Regions from separate parts of the Homo sapiens genome. Here region 2 is linked to region 1. The links are chromatin loops, found by intact Hi-C in ENCODE. Cell type or tissue: HCT116. All regions are shown on one strand.

Region 1 (8,000 bases):
CCAAAGTGCTGAGATCACAGGCGTGAGCCACCGCACCTGGCCTCCCAGAGCGCTGGGATCACAGGCGTGAGCCACCACGCCCAGCCTGTTTGAACACTTTTGTGACGTTTTGTTGTTTGTTTGTTTTGAGATGGAGTCTTGCTCTGTTGCCCAGGCTGGAGTGCAGTGGCACAATCTTGGCTCATTGTGACTTCCGCCTCCCGGGTTCAAGCAATTCTTCTGCCTCAGCCTCCCGAGTAGCTGAGACTACAGGTGTGCGCCACCATGCCTGGGTAATTTTTGTATTTTTAGTAGAGACGGGGTTTCACCATGTTGGTCAGGCTGGTCTCAAACTCCTGACTTTGTGAACCACCCGCCTCAGCCTCCCAAAGTGCCAGTGTTACAGGTGTGAGCCACCACGCCCGGCCTGTAACATTTTCATGAAGGTAGAGTATACTTAATTGCAAGAAAATTTTGAAAAAGAAGAGAAATGGAACACTTCTATTGGCTATTAAAAAATACCATGCTGAGTGAAAAAAGCCAATCCCAGAAGGTCACATGCTGTATGATTCCATTTCTTTTTTTTTTTTTTTTAGGCTGGAGTGCAAATGGCACGATCTTGGCTCACTGCAACCTTGGTCTCCCGGGTTCAAGCAATTCTACCTCGGCCTCCGGAGTAGCTGGGACTACAGGCATGCGCCACCATGCCCAGCTAATCTTTGTATTTTTAGTAGCGATGGGGTTTCTCCATGTTGGTCAGGCTGGTCTCAAACTCCCGACCTCAGGTGATCCGCTTGCCTCAAACTCCCGATCTCAGGTGATCCGCTTGCCTCGGCCTCCTGAAATGCTAGGATTACAGGCGTGAGCCACCATACCCGGCCGTGATTCCATTTCTGTAACATTCTCTGAATGACAAAATTATAGACAGGGAGGACAGATTGTTGATTGCTAGGGCCTTGGCGTTGGGGTAGGGAGTGAGGGGGTCTGTGAAGGGCAGGGCTTTGGGGTTGGGGTAGGGAGTGGGTGTGTCTGAAGGGCAGCAGGAGGAAGATGGGATTGTTGGTTTTGGTGGTGATTGATTAAATGGCGTAGCTGTACATACACTCATAGTACCGGAGTCCATTTCCTCGTGTCGATAATGGTACTATAGTTATATAAAACGTTCGCTTTGGGAGCCAAGCACAGTGGCTCACGCCTGTAATTTCAGAACTTTGGGAAGCCTAGGCAGGCAGATCACTTGAGCCCAGAAGTTCAAGACCAGCCTGGGCAACATGGTGAAACCTGATTTTTACAAAAAAGACAAGAATTAGCTGGGTGTAGTGGAGTGTGCCTGTAGCCCCAACTAATCAGGGGCCTGAGATAGGAGGATCCCTTGACCCCATGAGGTTGGGGCTGCAGTGAGCCAAGATCGTGCCACTGCCCTCCAGCCCCGGCGACAGAGTAAGACCCTATTTATGCTTCCTAGCAAGGAAAGACAGTACACATATTGAAGAATTTGACTGCGTTAAAATGTTAAACCTCTCCCCAAACTCTTATAAACAATTGTAGAACAAATGATAAGCTCAAAAAAATATTTACATCTATGAGAGGCCAAAGAATATCAGTTGACTCTGGATCAGGGGCTCGGACACGTTGCTGTGGAGGCACACATCTTCCTGGAAGGCGGTTTGGTAACAAGGTGGCAGGACTCAAGACAGCCCACACGATCCCTGCCCCTGGGAAACAGCCATGTGTAACCCTCCCCTCGAGTGTGGGTGGAATGAGGAAGAGGGAGGTGTGTCTCTCCTGCGATTAGCTCACTCATCCATTGAGTTTGACGTCATCAAAATGCGAGATGATCCTGGATGGGCCCGACCTGATCAGGGAAGCCAGACAGTAAAAGTGTCAGAGGCTCTTTAGGGCCCGACCTGATCAGGGAAGCCAGACAGTAAAAGTGTCAGAGGCTCTTTAGGGCCCGACCTGATCAGGGAAGCCAGACAGTAAAAGTGTCAGAGGCTCTTTAGGGCCCGACCTGATCAGGGAAGCCAGACAGTAAAAGTGTCAGAGGCTTTTTAGGGCAGCGAGAAAACGGGAACTTCATTCCTTGAACCGGGAATAAATTCTGCCTCCAACCAGAATGGGCTTAGAAGAGGGTCCTCCAGCTCCTCATGAGAATGCAGTGCAGCCGGCCCCTGGAATTCAGCCTGCGTCCCAGCCACGCTGCACCTGCACCCCTGACGACGAATGCAGTAAGATGATAAGTGGATGTGCTGGTTTCAGCCCTGAAGTTGGTGGTGATTTGTTGTGCAGCAATAGAAGTACACACAATATGTACCAAGAACCTTGAGAAGAGTCACATTTATTCTTTCTGTTTTGTTTCTGAGATGGTCTCACCCAGGCTGGAGTGCAGTGGCACCATCTTGGCTCATTGCACTCTTGACGTTCTGGGCTCAAACGATTCTCCCACCTCAGCTCCCTGAGTAGCTGGGGCCACAGTGCACGCCACCACCCCCAGCTATTTTTTGTAGTTTTTGTAGAGATGCGGTTTTGTCATGTTGCCCAGGCTGGTCTCGAACTCCAGAGGCCAAGCAATCTGCCTGCTTCAGCCTCCCAAGGTGCTGGGATTACAGGCGTGAGCCACCGCACCTGGCCCAAGATTAATATTTCTTTTTTTTTTTGAGATGGAGTCTTGCTCTGTCGCCACCCAGGCTGGACTGCAATGGTGCATCTCTGCTCACTGCAAGCTCCGCCTCCCGGGTTCATGCCATTCTCCTGTCTCAGCCTCCCGCATAGCTGGGACTACAGGTGCCTGCCACCACGCCTGGCTAATTTTTTGTATTTTTTTTTTTTTTAAGTAGAGATGGGGTTTCACTATGTTAACCAGAATGGTCTTAATTTCCTGACCTCGTGATCCGCCCGCATCGGCCTCCCAAGGTGCTGGGATTACAGGCGTGAGCCACTGCGTCTGGCCTAATATTTCTAAATGAAGAAACTATACTTTGAGGAAGATGAAATAAGTCTTGTTTTAGACTAGAAAATTTCAATAGTGTAAATACGTTAACTTCTGTAAAATCAGTCAACACCAAGTCAAAACACAAAAGATCTTTTGGGAATATGAGCAGATTATTCAAAGGTTCATCTAAAGAATAAAAATGAGGCCAAGTGTAGTGATTCACGCCTGTAATCCCGGCACTTTGGAGGCCGAGGCAGGTGGATCACTTGAGGTCAGGAGTTCAAGACCAGCCTGGCCAACATGATGAAAGCCCATCTCTACTAAAAATACAAAAATTAGCTAGGCGTGGTGATGGGTGCCTGTAGTGCCAGCTACTTGGGGAGGCTGGGGCAGGAGAATCACTTGAACCTGGGAGGTAGAGGTTGTAGTGAGCCAAAATTGTGCCACTGCACTCCAGCCTGGGCGACAAGAGTGAGAATCCATCTCAAAATAAATAAATGAATAAAAATGAAAGCAGTAGGAAACATCTGGAAAACCAGAGGCATGAGGGGGTCGGGCCCTCTGATACTCAAGTAGGTTAGAGTAAAAAAAAGCCAGATATGGTGATGTGGGAATATATGGTCCCATAGGTGGGATCTGTGGTTCCAGCTACTCAGTGAGGTCCGAGGATCACTTGGGCCTGGGAGGTTAGGACTGTAGTTTGCTATGATCACATCCACGAATAGCCACTGCGCTCCTTCCTGGGCTACAGAGTGAGACCCTTCTCTAAAAATGGAAGAAAATGGCCGGCACAGTGGTTCATGGCTGCTGTAATCCCAGCGCTTTGGGAGGGTGAAGTGGGAGAATAACTTGAGCCTGAGAGTTCGAGACCAGCCTGGGCAACATGGCAAAACCGTGTCTCTACAAAAAATTTCAAAATTAGGTGGGTGTGGTGGTGTGTAGGGTCCAGCCCCACAGGGTCGGTGGGTTTTCTCCCCATGTGCGGAGATGAGAGAGCGTAGAAATAAAGACACAAGGCAAAGAGATAAAAGACAGCTGGGCCCGGGGGACCACTACCACCAAGCCGTGGAGACCGGTAGTGGCCCCAAATGCCAGGCTGCACTGATATTTATTGGATACAAGACAAAGGGGCAGGGTTAGGAGTGTGAGCCATCTCCAATGATAGGTGAGGTCATGTGGGTCATGTGTCCACTGGACAGGGGGCCCTTCCCTGCCTGGCAGCCAAGGCAGAGAGAGAGGAGACAGAGAGACAGCTTACGCCGTTATTTCAGCATATCAGAGACTTTTAGTACTTTCACTAATTTGCTACTGCTATCTAAAAGGCAGAGCCAGGTGTACAGGATGGAACATGAAGGTGGACTAGGAGCGTGACCACTGAAGCACAGCATCACAGGGAGACGATTAGGCCTCTGGATAACTGCGGGCAAGCCTGACTGATGTCAGGCCCTCCACAAGAGGTGGAGGAGCAGAGTTTTCTCTAAACTCCCCTGGGGAAAGGGAGACTCCCTTTCCTGGTCTGCTAAGTAGTGGGTGTTTTTCCTTGACACTGACGCTACTGCTAGACCATGGTCTGCTTGGCAACGGGCGTCCTACCAGACGCTGGCGTTACCACTAGACCAAGGAGCCCTCTGGTGGCCCTGTCTGGGCATAACAAAAGGCTCACACTCTTGTCTTCTGGTCACTTCTCACCATGTCCCCCCAGCTCCTGTCTCTGTATGACCTGGTTTTTCCTAGGTTATGATTGTAGAGCGAGGATTATTATAATATTGGAATAAAGAGTAATTGCTACAAATTAATTAATGATATTCATATATAATCATGTCTGTGATCTAGATCTAGTATAACTATTCTTATTTTATATATTTTATTACACTGGAACAGCTCGTGCCCTCGGTCTCTTGCCTCGGCACCTGGGTGACTTGCCGCCCACAGTGGTGCGTGCTGGTGGTCCCAGCTACTTGGAAGGCTGAAGTGGGAGGATCATTTGAGCCCAGGAAGTTGAGGCTTCAGTGAGCCATGATCATGCCACAGCATTTCAGCCTGGGCCACAGACCTTCAAGATCCTGTCTCAAAAAGAAAAAGGGATATCGCTCAGTGCTTAGTGCAGCTGTGGGTCATTCGGCAGCTGACACAGATGAGGCTATGTAACGCAGCACTGCAGGCAGAGGGGGAGGCCAAGGCCTGAATACCCCGTCTGACTAGCCTTAGGCAGGCGACTTGGCCTCTCTGCCTCCCCCATCTGGTTAGCCTTGGGCAGTCGAGTTGGCCTCTGTGTCTCCCCTGTTTGACTAGCCTTGGGCAGATGGCTTGGCTTGTCTGTACCTCAGTTTTGTCTGAAATATGGGTTGTCAGAGACCTATAGCAGAAGCTGCTGTGTGTCATTATTCACTGTTCTAGGGCTCAGAACAGGCACGCGATAAAAGCCAGCACCGTTGGCCGGGCGCATTGGCTCACGCCTGTAATCCCAGCACTTTGGGAGGCCAAGGCAGGTAGATCACCTGAGGTCGGGAGTTCAAGACCAGCCTGGCCAACATGGAGAAACCCTGTCTCTACTAATAATACAAAAATTCCCCAGGTGTGGTGGCAGGAGCCTGTAGTCCCAGTTGCTCAGGAGGCTGAGGCAGGAGAATCACTTGAACTCAGGAGGTGGAGGTTGCAGTGAGCCGAGATCACACCACTGCACTCCAGCCTGGGTGACAGAGCGAGACTCCGTCTCAAAAACTAAGAAGAAGATTAATAATAAACCAGCACTGCCATTGCCAGCAGTCCATCCTACCTCGCATCCAGGTTCGTGAGCTACCAAGTGTCCCCACAAAGCTGTAAAACAACATGACCACTGTAGTTACGTTTCTGTAAAAAGGTGACTGAGTCTTCTAACCCTGACCACACATATGTGTGCAGAGAGAGCCAGCTCCATCCTGCTCTCCCAGAAGCCTGAACAGCTGTGCCCTAGCTCGTAGCAGTGGCACTCCAGGAAGGGGGCGGGCGGCTGTGCCCGAGCTCGTAGCAGTGGCACTCCAGGAAGGGGGCGGGCGGCTGTGTCTGAGCTCGTAGCAGTGGCACTCCACGAAGGGGGTGGGCGGCTGTGCCCGAGCTTGTAGCAGTGGCACTCCAGGAAGGGGCGGCCGGCCAGCCAGGAGAGCAGCCGGTGAAGGAGCACTTTTGCTTTGTACGTGGCAACGCTCGGCAGGCTCAGCAGTTTCACAGGTCTCAGGCGTTCCTTGTAACCTTAACAGGTTTAAGAAAATGTGAGCAACATCAGACATGTCCATTTCTAGAACATTCTAATGGATGAAGTTCTGTACAGAGGGCTTTAGCAGAATTAGAGACCTTTGGAGTGGAAATGATGTCTCTGAACCTTGAGCTCTGAGGCGGTTCCTGCCTGGACGTGTGCCCTCCCTCCTTCCTTTGCTGGTCGCCCTGACACCATCCTGCCACGGATAGTGGAAGTGTTTCTCCTGTTTTCTTCCCTGAAAAAGGGTGTCCAGCATCAGCAACCTTCATGGCTGAGTTGCACATCCCTTAAGCCCTGTAATGTTCATGGACAGTTTTGATCACTTTTGGACTCACCCATTTTTTCTGCTAACCATACATCTTAATTCCTTTACTCTGACCAATGGCAGGAGGTGTGTGCATCGTGGAAGGAGCTTTCCACACATCTACTAAATGCCTGGATGTTTTTTCCTCTAGAGAAACCTGATGTAAAGCAAAAGTCCAGCAGGAAGAAAGTGGTCGTTCCACAGATCATCATCACGCGAGCGTCGAATGAGACGCTAGTCAGTTGCAGTTCCAGCGGGAGTGACCAGCAGAGAACCATTCGGGAGCCGGAGGACTGGGGCCCCTACCGGCGGCACAGGAACCCCAGTACAGCAGACGCCTATAATTCACATCTCAAAGAATAAACAAGCACCTTTGCATGGCACTCGCTACTCCCTGCGATAGGCGTCTCGGGAACAGCCGCCTCACCCTGTGAGAAGCCGAGGCCCCTTCTCCAGTGCTCTCGGGGAGGTTGCACCAGGCCCACCCCACCCTGTGAGAAACTGCAGCCCCCTTCTCCAGTGCTTTCGGGGAGGGTGCACCAGGCCCGCCCCACCTTGTGAGAAGCCGTGGCCCCCTTCTCCAGTGCTCTCAGGGAGGGTGCACCAGGCCTGCCCCCGCCGTGAGAAACTGCAGTCCCCTTCTCCAGTGCTCTCGGGGAGGGTGCACCAGGCCCACCCCACCCTGTGAGAACCTGCAGCCCCCTTCTCCAATGCTCTCGGGGAGGGTACACCAGGGTTGCCCCACCCTGTGAGAAGCCACCGCCCCCTTCTCCAGTGCTCTCGGGGAGGGTGCACCAGGGCTGCCCCACGCTGTAAGAAGCCGCCGCCCCCTTCTCCAGTGCTCTCCAGCCCGCCCCACCCTGTGAGAAGCCATGGCCCCTTCTCCAGTGCTTTTGGGGAGGGTGCACCAGGGCCACCCCACCCTGTGAGAAGCCGTGGCCCCCTTCTCCAGTGCTTTCGGGGAGGGTACACCAGGCCCGCCCCACCCTGTGAGAAGCCGTGGCCCCCTTCTCCCGTGCTCTCAGGGAGGGTGCACCAGGCCTGCCCCCGCCTTGAGAAACTGCAGCCCCCTTCTCCAGTGCTCTGGGGGAGGGTGCACCAGGCCTGCCCACCCTGTGAGAAACTGCACCCCCTTCTCCAGTGCTCTCGGGGAGGGTGCACCAGGCCCGCCCCACCCTGTGAGAAGCCGCAGCCCGTTCTCCATTGCCATTTGGTCCTGCCTTCCCCAGAGCTGCTAGCAGCTCGGTCGAGGCAAGAGTGACTGGCTCAGAGAGCGAGCTTTGTGGTATTGATAAATGAATAAATTAGTATGTTCATGTTGGAAGTGGCTGGCTCTGCAGAGTGATGGACAGCAGGTGGCATCTTACATTGTGATTTGTGGTGCACAGTTAAAACACTTCCCTTCGTTTCAGAAGGAGACAATGTGAATACTTGGAAATTATAGTGAATAAGATGCCTCCCAAACTTGAGGAAAAGGTCAGATTCTAAGAGCTAAACGTTAAGATGTAATGTTCCAGAACAAAGAGGCCCAGAGTCACTGAACGGGGCCC
Region 2 (8,000 bases), 67 kb before region 1:
CCCTCCACCGTTTTGAAACTTGTCGAATCTACACAAAAGCAGAGAACAGCACAAGGGGCTCCTGGGATCCACCACGCGGCTTCCCCCGTTGCTGCCAACCTCTGCGACCCGGCGAGACACGCACAGCACACACGTGAGGTTCTACCCGCCGAGACACACACAGCACACACGTGAGGTTCTACCCGGTGAGACGCACAGCACACACGTGAGGTTCTACCAGGCAAGACACACATGTCACACATGAGGCCCTACAGCAAGACGTGCATGCCACATAGATGTGAAGTTCTACACAGCAAGACACCACAGACATGCATGAAGACACGGACACGTGACATTCTACGCAGTGAAACATGCATATTACAGACACATGAAGCTCTGCAGTGAGTCACATCACACAGACACGCTCAGGCTTTGCCGGGGAAGTGTGGGTGGGGCCTGGACCATGGAGGTGGCCTCGCCTCCCGTGTCAGCACTTTTCATCTCCGTGCTTGGGGGGCTGGAAAGACCCACGTGCAGCCTCATGTGGCCGACATCCTCAGCAAGTCTTGCCCGGCACCCAGGTGAGCCTCTGGTGGGGGTGGGTAGTCACCACTCGGCTCTGGAGGATGAGGCCTGGGCCATAATCCAGTTGCAGGGACGGATGATCTCCATCTCGAAGGTCCCAGAGGTAACTGCGTTGTCCCATCCTCCAGGCATCCCCTGCGGCGCTGGCCAAGTGCGTGCTGGCCGAGGTCCCGAAGCAGGTGGTGGAGTACTACAGCCACAGAGGCCTGCCCCCGAGAAGCCTGGGTGTCCCTGCCGGAGAGGCCAGCCCAGGCTGCACACCGTGAAGATGTGGAGGGCGTAGGGTGGGGGCAGTGAGGAATGGGTCCGTACAGCCTCTGTCTGCAACATGCTTGGGGTCCCTTAAGCTCCCTCCGACCTCCCAGAAGCCTCCAGTCCCCACCAGGCCCCACTCCCAGTCCTCCTGGGATCCTGCTGGCTTGGGCCCGGCTCTGGGGCCCCCAAGGCCGAAGGGTGACAAAATACAGGCCCCCATGCCTGGCCCTGCCTGAGCCAGGTGGGTGGAGGGAGGGAGATCATGAGGGACTTGGAGGGAGCTGGGAGTTCATCCACGGGAGACCCTGCCCCGATGAGAAGGGGCAGGGACTGGGGGCTCTGCTTTGCGTCTAACCTTTGTGGGGGAGGGCCAGCAAGGCAGTCCCCCCACGCCCGAGAAAGCCTGGGGGACCCAGACACCTGTCCCCACAGTCAAAGCCTGGGGACCCAGACATCCTGTCCCCACAGTCAGCCTCCTGTCCCTGCTGGTGCCCCCACACCCACCTACCCTGTGCTTTTTGCCGTCGGGCCTCTGCACCTGGGTCCATGGGGTCTGCGGGGTCTGCGGGGTCTGCCTGGCCTGTGGGTTCTGCCGGTGGGGCTTCAGGAGTAATAAAGTGTCACCCTATCCTTGTAGTTCTCTTGTGCCTTCAGTCCCTTCCCCAACCCCCCAGAGGGCTGGGCCTGGCTTCCAAAGTGCCCACATCTGAGGCAGGGGCTCTCCCAGGCCCAGCACACCAGGATCCTCCCTGGACTGAATGGGATGCGGGATGCACAGGCTGCCAGGGGCAGAGAGCGGGGATCCGCACCATGGCTGCCTCCACCCGCGAAGGAGCTCCACTCGGCTTCCTGGGACTCCCAGGCCTGAAACCCAGTGAGTGAGGACTGTGGACGTGATGCAGGGGTGCCAGGAGCCTCCCACATGGCCTGCACCGCAGGGAGCTGGGCTGGAGGGTGAAGCCTCCATGTGATGTTCGTGGAGCCGGGGCATCTCCCACCTGCTGGGACCTCCTCGCCCTGAGTTTGAGATTTCCCCTGAATGATCTTGCCTGAGAAAAACAAATTGTCCTAACCCTGAATCCAGGCCCACCCATCCCCACATCGGTCCATCCACCCACCCATCCGTCCACCCATCGCCCTGCCCACCCATCCGTCCACCCATCCCCCCGCCCACCCATCCGTCCACCCATCCCCCCGCCCACCCATCTGTCCACCCATCCCCCCGCCCACCCATCTGTCCACCCATCCGTCCATCCATCCCCCCACCCACCCATCTGTCCACCCATCCATCCACCCATCCGTCCACCCACCCATCCGTCCATCCATCCCCCACCCATCCGTCCACCCATCTGTCCACCTATCTGTCCACCCATCCGTCCACCCATCCGTCCACCCATCCCCCCACCCACCCGTCCGTCCATCCATCCCCCCACCCACCCATCCATCCACCCATCCCCCCACCCACCCATCCGTCCACCCATCCGTCCACCCATCCCCCCACCCATCCGTCCACCCATCCATCCACTCACCCATCCGTCCACTCACCCATCCGTCCACCCATTCCCCCGCCCACCCATCCATCCACCCATCTGTCCACCCGTCCATCCATCCACCCATCCGCCCACCCATCCCCCCGCCCATCCCCCCGCCCACCCATCCGTCCACCCATCCGCCCACCCGTCCGTCCACCCATCCGTCCACCCATCCCCCCACCCACCCATCTGTCCATCCATCCACTCTGGGGCCTATTTTTAGCTCTTGCTTCGTCCTCTGTTAAGCAGGGATCATGGGTATCGCCATGGTAACCTGGCCAGTCTGTGAATTTCAGAAGGATCAATGTTGGTCTCTTTGGGGATGGACAGGCCCAGAGATCACCCCTCCATCCACATCTGAGGCTTCAGGCCCTGAGCCGGTCGGGGGGCCTCAGGGGCTGGCCAGGCAGAGGGTGCGTGTCAGGGCCCTGTGCAGGTGTGGGGGGGTCTCAGGCTGGACAGAGGGTGAGTATCCGGGCCTTGTGCAGATCGGAGGTCTCAGGGGCTGGGCAGAGGGTGCGTGTCAGGGCCCTGTGCAGGTGTGGGGGGGTCTCAGGCTGGACAGAGGGTGAGTATCCGGGCCTTGTGCAGATCGGAGGTCTCAGGGGCTGGGCAGAGGGTGCGTGTCAGGGCCCTGTGCAGGTGTGGGGGGGTCTCAGGCTGGACAGAGGGTGAGTATCCGGGCCTTGTGCAGATCGGAGGTCTCAGGGGCTGGGCAGAGGGTGCGTGTCAGGGCCCTGTGCAGGTGTGGGGGGGTCTCAGGCTGGACAGAGGGTGAGTATCCGGGCCTTGTGCAGATCGGAGGTCTCAGGGGCTGGGCAGAGGGTGCGTGTCAGGGCCCTGTGCTGATCGGGGGTCTCGGGCTGGACAGAGGGTGTCAGGGCCCTGTGCAGGTGTGGGGGGGTCTCAGGCTGGACAGAGGGTGAGTATCAGGGCCCTGTGCTGATCGGGGGTCTCAGGGGCTGGGCAGAGGGTGCGTGTCAGGGCCCTGTGCTGATCGGGGGTCTCGGGCTGGACAGAGGGTGTCAGGGCCCTGTGCAGGTGTGGGGGGGTCTCAGGCTGGACAGAGGGTGAGTATCAGGGCCCTGTGCTGATCGGGGGTCTCGGGGGCTGGGCAGAGGTTGCGTGTCAGGGCCCTGTGCAGGTCAGGGGGTCTCGGGCTGGACAGAGAGTGAGTATCCGGGCCCTGTGCTGATTGGGGGTCTCAGGGGCTGGGCAGAGGGTGAGTATCGGGGCTGGGGCCCTGAGCGGGTCGGGGGTCTCAGGGGCTGGGACAGAGGGTGAGTGTTGGTGCCCTGTGCCACCTGCCTGTGGTTTTTGGGCCAGAAAGTGTCAGACGGTTTCTGGGCTGACTCAAAGTCGAGAGGTGTTGGTCCATTGAGATCTTAGCAGGAAGCAGGTGTGCCGAGGAGTCTACCTCAGAACAGGGTTGGGGCGGCCACAGTGGGGCGCCAGGGAGCTGACCTCAGACAGACAGGGATGGGCAGGTCACTCGGTGAGCTGGCGCCCTGGAGGGAGTGTGTCCCTTCCCAGAACTGCTGCCTTACAGGGATGTGGCCACTCCCAGACCCCTATGGAGCAAGCAGGGAGTGGCTGTGAGCACCCCAGCCCCCTCCTCCCACCCTCTCTTCTCCTGCCGTCCTCCCATGGCAGAAGGCAGCAGCCCTGGGGTCAGGCCAGTGGGCAGGCTGGGCCACCCTGGTCTCTGTGCTGCTGGGTGTCTGGGGTGTGTTTGAGACCATCGAGGGACAGCAGGGACAGGATGGCGTCTGCCAGCTCAGCTCTGAGAATGTGACTTTCGCCAGCAATTCCCAGCCTGAGAAAGCAGCCCAACGTTGCTCAGAGACGCACGCAATAATAATTTGACTTCTCCCCCTAACCCCGTGGGTCACTGGGATGAACACAGGATCCAGGCCTGGCCAGGCAGGGGCTGCTGCCTCCTGGCCACAGTGCTTGCTCCAGGGATGGACGTGCCCCAAGCTGGCCCGTGAGACTCAGTTCTGGGACCCCTTGTTTCTTCCTGGCTTGAGGAGCTGTGGACAGTGACCACTTAGCGGGGTCACATGGGCAGGGCCTGCCTGGGAAGGACACTACCCAGAGAGCTGGTGGCAGGTGCATGCTCAGGCCTGCTCCTGTCAGGCCTGCTCCTGAGCCGATACTTCCCATTGAGGAGCCATGAGCTCCCTTTCTGATTAGCTCAGGTGGGACTGGGTTTCTGTCATTTGCCACCCAAGGATCCTGCCCCAAAAGGATGACAGATGCTCCTTTTTCACAGACAAGAAAATCAGGGTTCAGCACAGTGAGGTGCCCTGCCCAAGGTCACACAGCCAGTCAGAAGCAGAGGTGCTAGCTTTGTGTAGCTGGTGTGCACACACACACAGAGCAACATGTATACACCTGTGCACACACACGCGCACCCACACATCCATGCACACACATGCACCCACACGCACCCACACATCCACGCACGCACACGTGCACCCACGCATCCATGCACAGACATGTGCATACATGCCTAACACATCCACACGGACACGTGCTTAGCCGGGACCTGCAGGCTCCAGGCTGAGTCCTAGGAATTGAGATGCTAGTTCTGCAGTTCCTGTAGGTCCACCTGTCAGGCATCTTCCTCCCCGGGGTGTGACATCCGGCTCTGAAACCCAGAGGGGCCCCTAGGGCAGGGCAGTCAGGGGTCCTGCCGGCCGGTGTGGAGACCCCCAGGTGAGACCAATGGGTTCCCTGAGTCTTCAGCCCCTCCTGACCTCGAATTAGAGCCTGACCCTTGCTGAGAATAGCCTGGGTATGACCTGCCTGGATGTGGACTTATTTCCCAAATAAGAAGCAGAAAGTGTGTAGCTGCCAGGACCCCACAGCAAGGGCCACCATGGGACCCAGTCCAGGGACTGCCTGCAGCAGGCGGAGGAGCTCCTCCTCGGGGGTGGATTTGAGATTTGGAAACAGCCTCAGTCAAGCTGGACACCAGCTCCCGCTGTGTGACCCTGGACAAGCCATCACAGTCTCAGTGAGTCAGAGCCTTGTTCCTTGCCTGTCACGCGGATATAGCAGCTTTGAAACATGGCTCTAGACTCCTCAGCCCCTTCCATTGGAAGTTGGTTTATGTTCCTTCTTCTTGAACCTAGGAAGACTTCGGTCCAATGTGGCTTATTTTTGTTTGTTTTTGAGATGGAGTCTCGCTCTGTCACCCGGGCTGGAGTGCAGCGGTGGGATCTCAGCTCACTGCAACCTCCGCCTCCCGGGTTCAAGTGATTCTCCTGCCTCAGCCTCCCAAGTAGCTGGGATTACAGGCGCGTGCCACCACACCTGGCTAATTTTTGTATTTTTTTTTTTTTTTTTGAGACGGAGTCTGGCTCTGTCGACCAGGCTGGAGTGCAGTGGTGCGATCTTGGCTCACTGCAAGCTCCGCCTCCCAGGTTCATGCCATTCTCCTGCCTCAGCCTCCCGAGTAGCTGGGACTACAGGCGCCCGCCACTATGCCCGGCTAATTTTTTGTATTTTTAGTAGAAACAGGGTTTCACCGTGTTAGCCAGGATGGTCTCGATCTCCTGACCTCGTGATCCACCCGCCTCAGCCTCCCAAAATGCTGGGATTACAGGCGTGAGCCACCGCACCCGGCCAATTTTTGTATTTTTATTTGTATTTTTAGTAGAGACAGGGTTTCACCATGTTGGCCAGGCTGGTCCTGACCTCAAGTGATCCACCCACCTCGGCCTCCCAAAGTGCTGGGATTACAGGCGTGAGCCACTGTGCCTGGCCCCCACGTGGATTCTGACACCCCACGGTAAGAATGCTGGGCGCTGCTCCCGTGCTCAGGAGATGTGGCTCCCGGGAAACTGACGATGCTGCGAGGAAGCTCAAGCGCCCGCACCCCAGCTGAGCTCCCGGCTGGCAGCCAGTGCCAGGGGCCACCATGCGAGTGCACCACCTCCAGCAGCTCCTGTAGCCCCGGGCAGGATGCCCTGCCTGCATCCTCACGAGAGGCCTGAGCCAAAGCCACACGGCAAATCCTCGTGTGGATTCCTGACCCAGGTCGTGGCCCGGGTTAATCCACGGTTGCTGTTCGAAGCCACTCGGTTTGGGCGTGATGAGTCGTAGGGCAGGAGGTAACAGACACATCCTCTTTCCCAGGGATCTTGTGAGGAATGAACGAGGGATGCAGGAGCCCCTGCTGGATAAATAGGTGTCAGTTTCACAAGGGGAGCCGGCTTCTCCTTATTCTCAGGAACCACCAATCACAGCTGCTGAGCATCCCCCACCCTGTCTTGCTGGCCACCGGCTGCCTGGGCCTCACAGGCTGAGGACGCGGGGTCAACCCCTGCCCACCCATGCGCGGAGTCGGATGAGGGCTCTGACTCGGTGGGTGGGGGGGGCAGCTGGAGGGAGTGGGAAGAGCAGCAGCTCAGCGTCCAGGCTGTTCTTTCTCCTGCTGCCGAGGCGAGTACAGGCAGGAAGTTGTGACTAAGTGCTTGTAATTGGTGCGGGGGCTGTGGCAGGGCTGTCAGACAGGAGTACCGCCGGCCCCTGGCACAGCAGGGCCGTGGGCGAAAGCTGTCTTCCTTGCCACCTCACGCCTCACCTGTCCCTGCACTGGGGCCCCACCCCCATCAGAGCCCACCCAGGACCCCTGTCCAGCTGGTGCCTCCCTCCCCTCACCCCATCAAGACCCACCACAGCCCAGGAGTACTGAGTATTCCAGTACTCACTGAGCTAAGTTCCCACAACAACCCCGCCTGGCTGACTGTTGTGAGTGCATCTCACTGACGGGACGGCCGACCTCAGAAAAACCCTAGGTGCACTGCTGGGGAGGCAGGGCAGGGTGGCGAGCTGGGTCTGGCCCCTGGGTTCCCAGCACTCAGCCTGGAGCCCCTAGGTCCTGGCTGAGCACATGTGTGTCTGTTAGGCATGTGTGCGTGCATGTGTGCATAGGCATGTGTGGGTGCATGGATGCACGGGTGCATATGTGTGCATGGGTGTATCTGTGTTGCTCTGTGTGTGCATAGGCATGTATGCATGTGTGCATGTGTGTGCATGCATGTGTGTGCATGGATGTATGGGTGCATACGTGTGCACAGGTGTAGATGTGTTGCCCTGTGCATGTGGAAGAGGCTGGAGTGGGGGTGTTGGTCCTCACTGCTTTACTGAAACATCTTTAGGAGCCCCAGTTGCACTGGGACTTGGCCACACTGCCAGCCCTCCCCATCCCAGGCAGTCAGCATCCAGACCCCAGGTGGAGCAAGTGACGTGCAAGGTCTTGGTGCCCCATTACTCCACCAGGACAGTACATTATCATCCCACTGTGCAGAGAAGCACTGGGGGCTGGAGGGAGGCACTGGGGGCTGGAGGGGGGCACTGGGGGCTGGAGGGGAGCCCTGGGGGCTGGAGGGAAAGCCCTGGGGGCTGGAGGGGAGCACTGGGGGCTGGAGGGGAAGCCCTGGGGGCTGGAGGGGAGCCCTGGAGGCTGGAGAGGAAGCCCTGGGGGCTGGAGGGGAGCCCTGGGGGCTGGAGGGAAAGCCCTGGGGGCTGGAGGGGAGCACTGGGGGCTGGAGGGGAAGCCCTGGGGGCTGGAGGGGACCCTGGGGCTGGAGGGGAAGCCCTGGGGGCTGGAGGGGAGCCCTGGAGGCTGGAGGGGAG

The links. Peaks named below come from ENCODE experiments on the same cell type or tissue, not always from the same donor. Only the 100,000 strongest peaks of a DNase experiment are listed, where the experiment ranks them.
Region 2: it touches region 1 in a loop (5-fold over the local background); 3 of 110 quality-filtered maps call a loop at or near these places.

Annotation. Positions count from the first base shown.
Region 1 is chr16:89,662,685-89,670,684 of GRCh38, forward strand. SPATA33 (spermatogenesis associated 33) reads left to right here. Exons shown (of 3, transcript NM_001271907.2): 3 at 6,602-7,774. The coding sequence ends at 6,813. Among named protein-coding and RNA genes, the nearest start is that of SPATA33, 8.8 kb to the left of the region's middle. In HCT116, a CTCF peak has its summit at 4,557 (motif pointing left); a DNase peak (open chromatin) is centred at 4,517; H3K27ac peaks cover 495 bases.
Region 2 is chr16:89,595,792-89,603,791 of GRCh38, forward strand. It overlaps CPNE7 (copine 7), which reads left to right. Exons shown (of 15, transcript NM_153636.3): 15 at 693-1,455. The coding sequence ends at 830. Among named protein-coding and RNA genes, the nearest start is that of DPEP1, 14 kb to the right of the region's middle. RefSeq lists an enhancer at 3,743-4,656. In HCT116, a CTCF peak has its summit at 3,797; DNase peaks (open chromatin) are centred at 3,812, 5,415, 6,550 and 6,820; H3K4me3 peaks cover 1,215 bases; H3K27ac peaks cover 2,218 bases.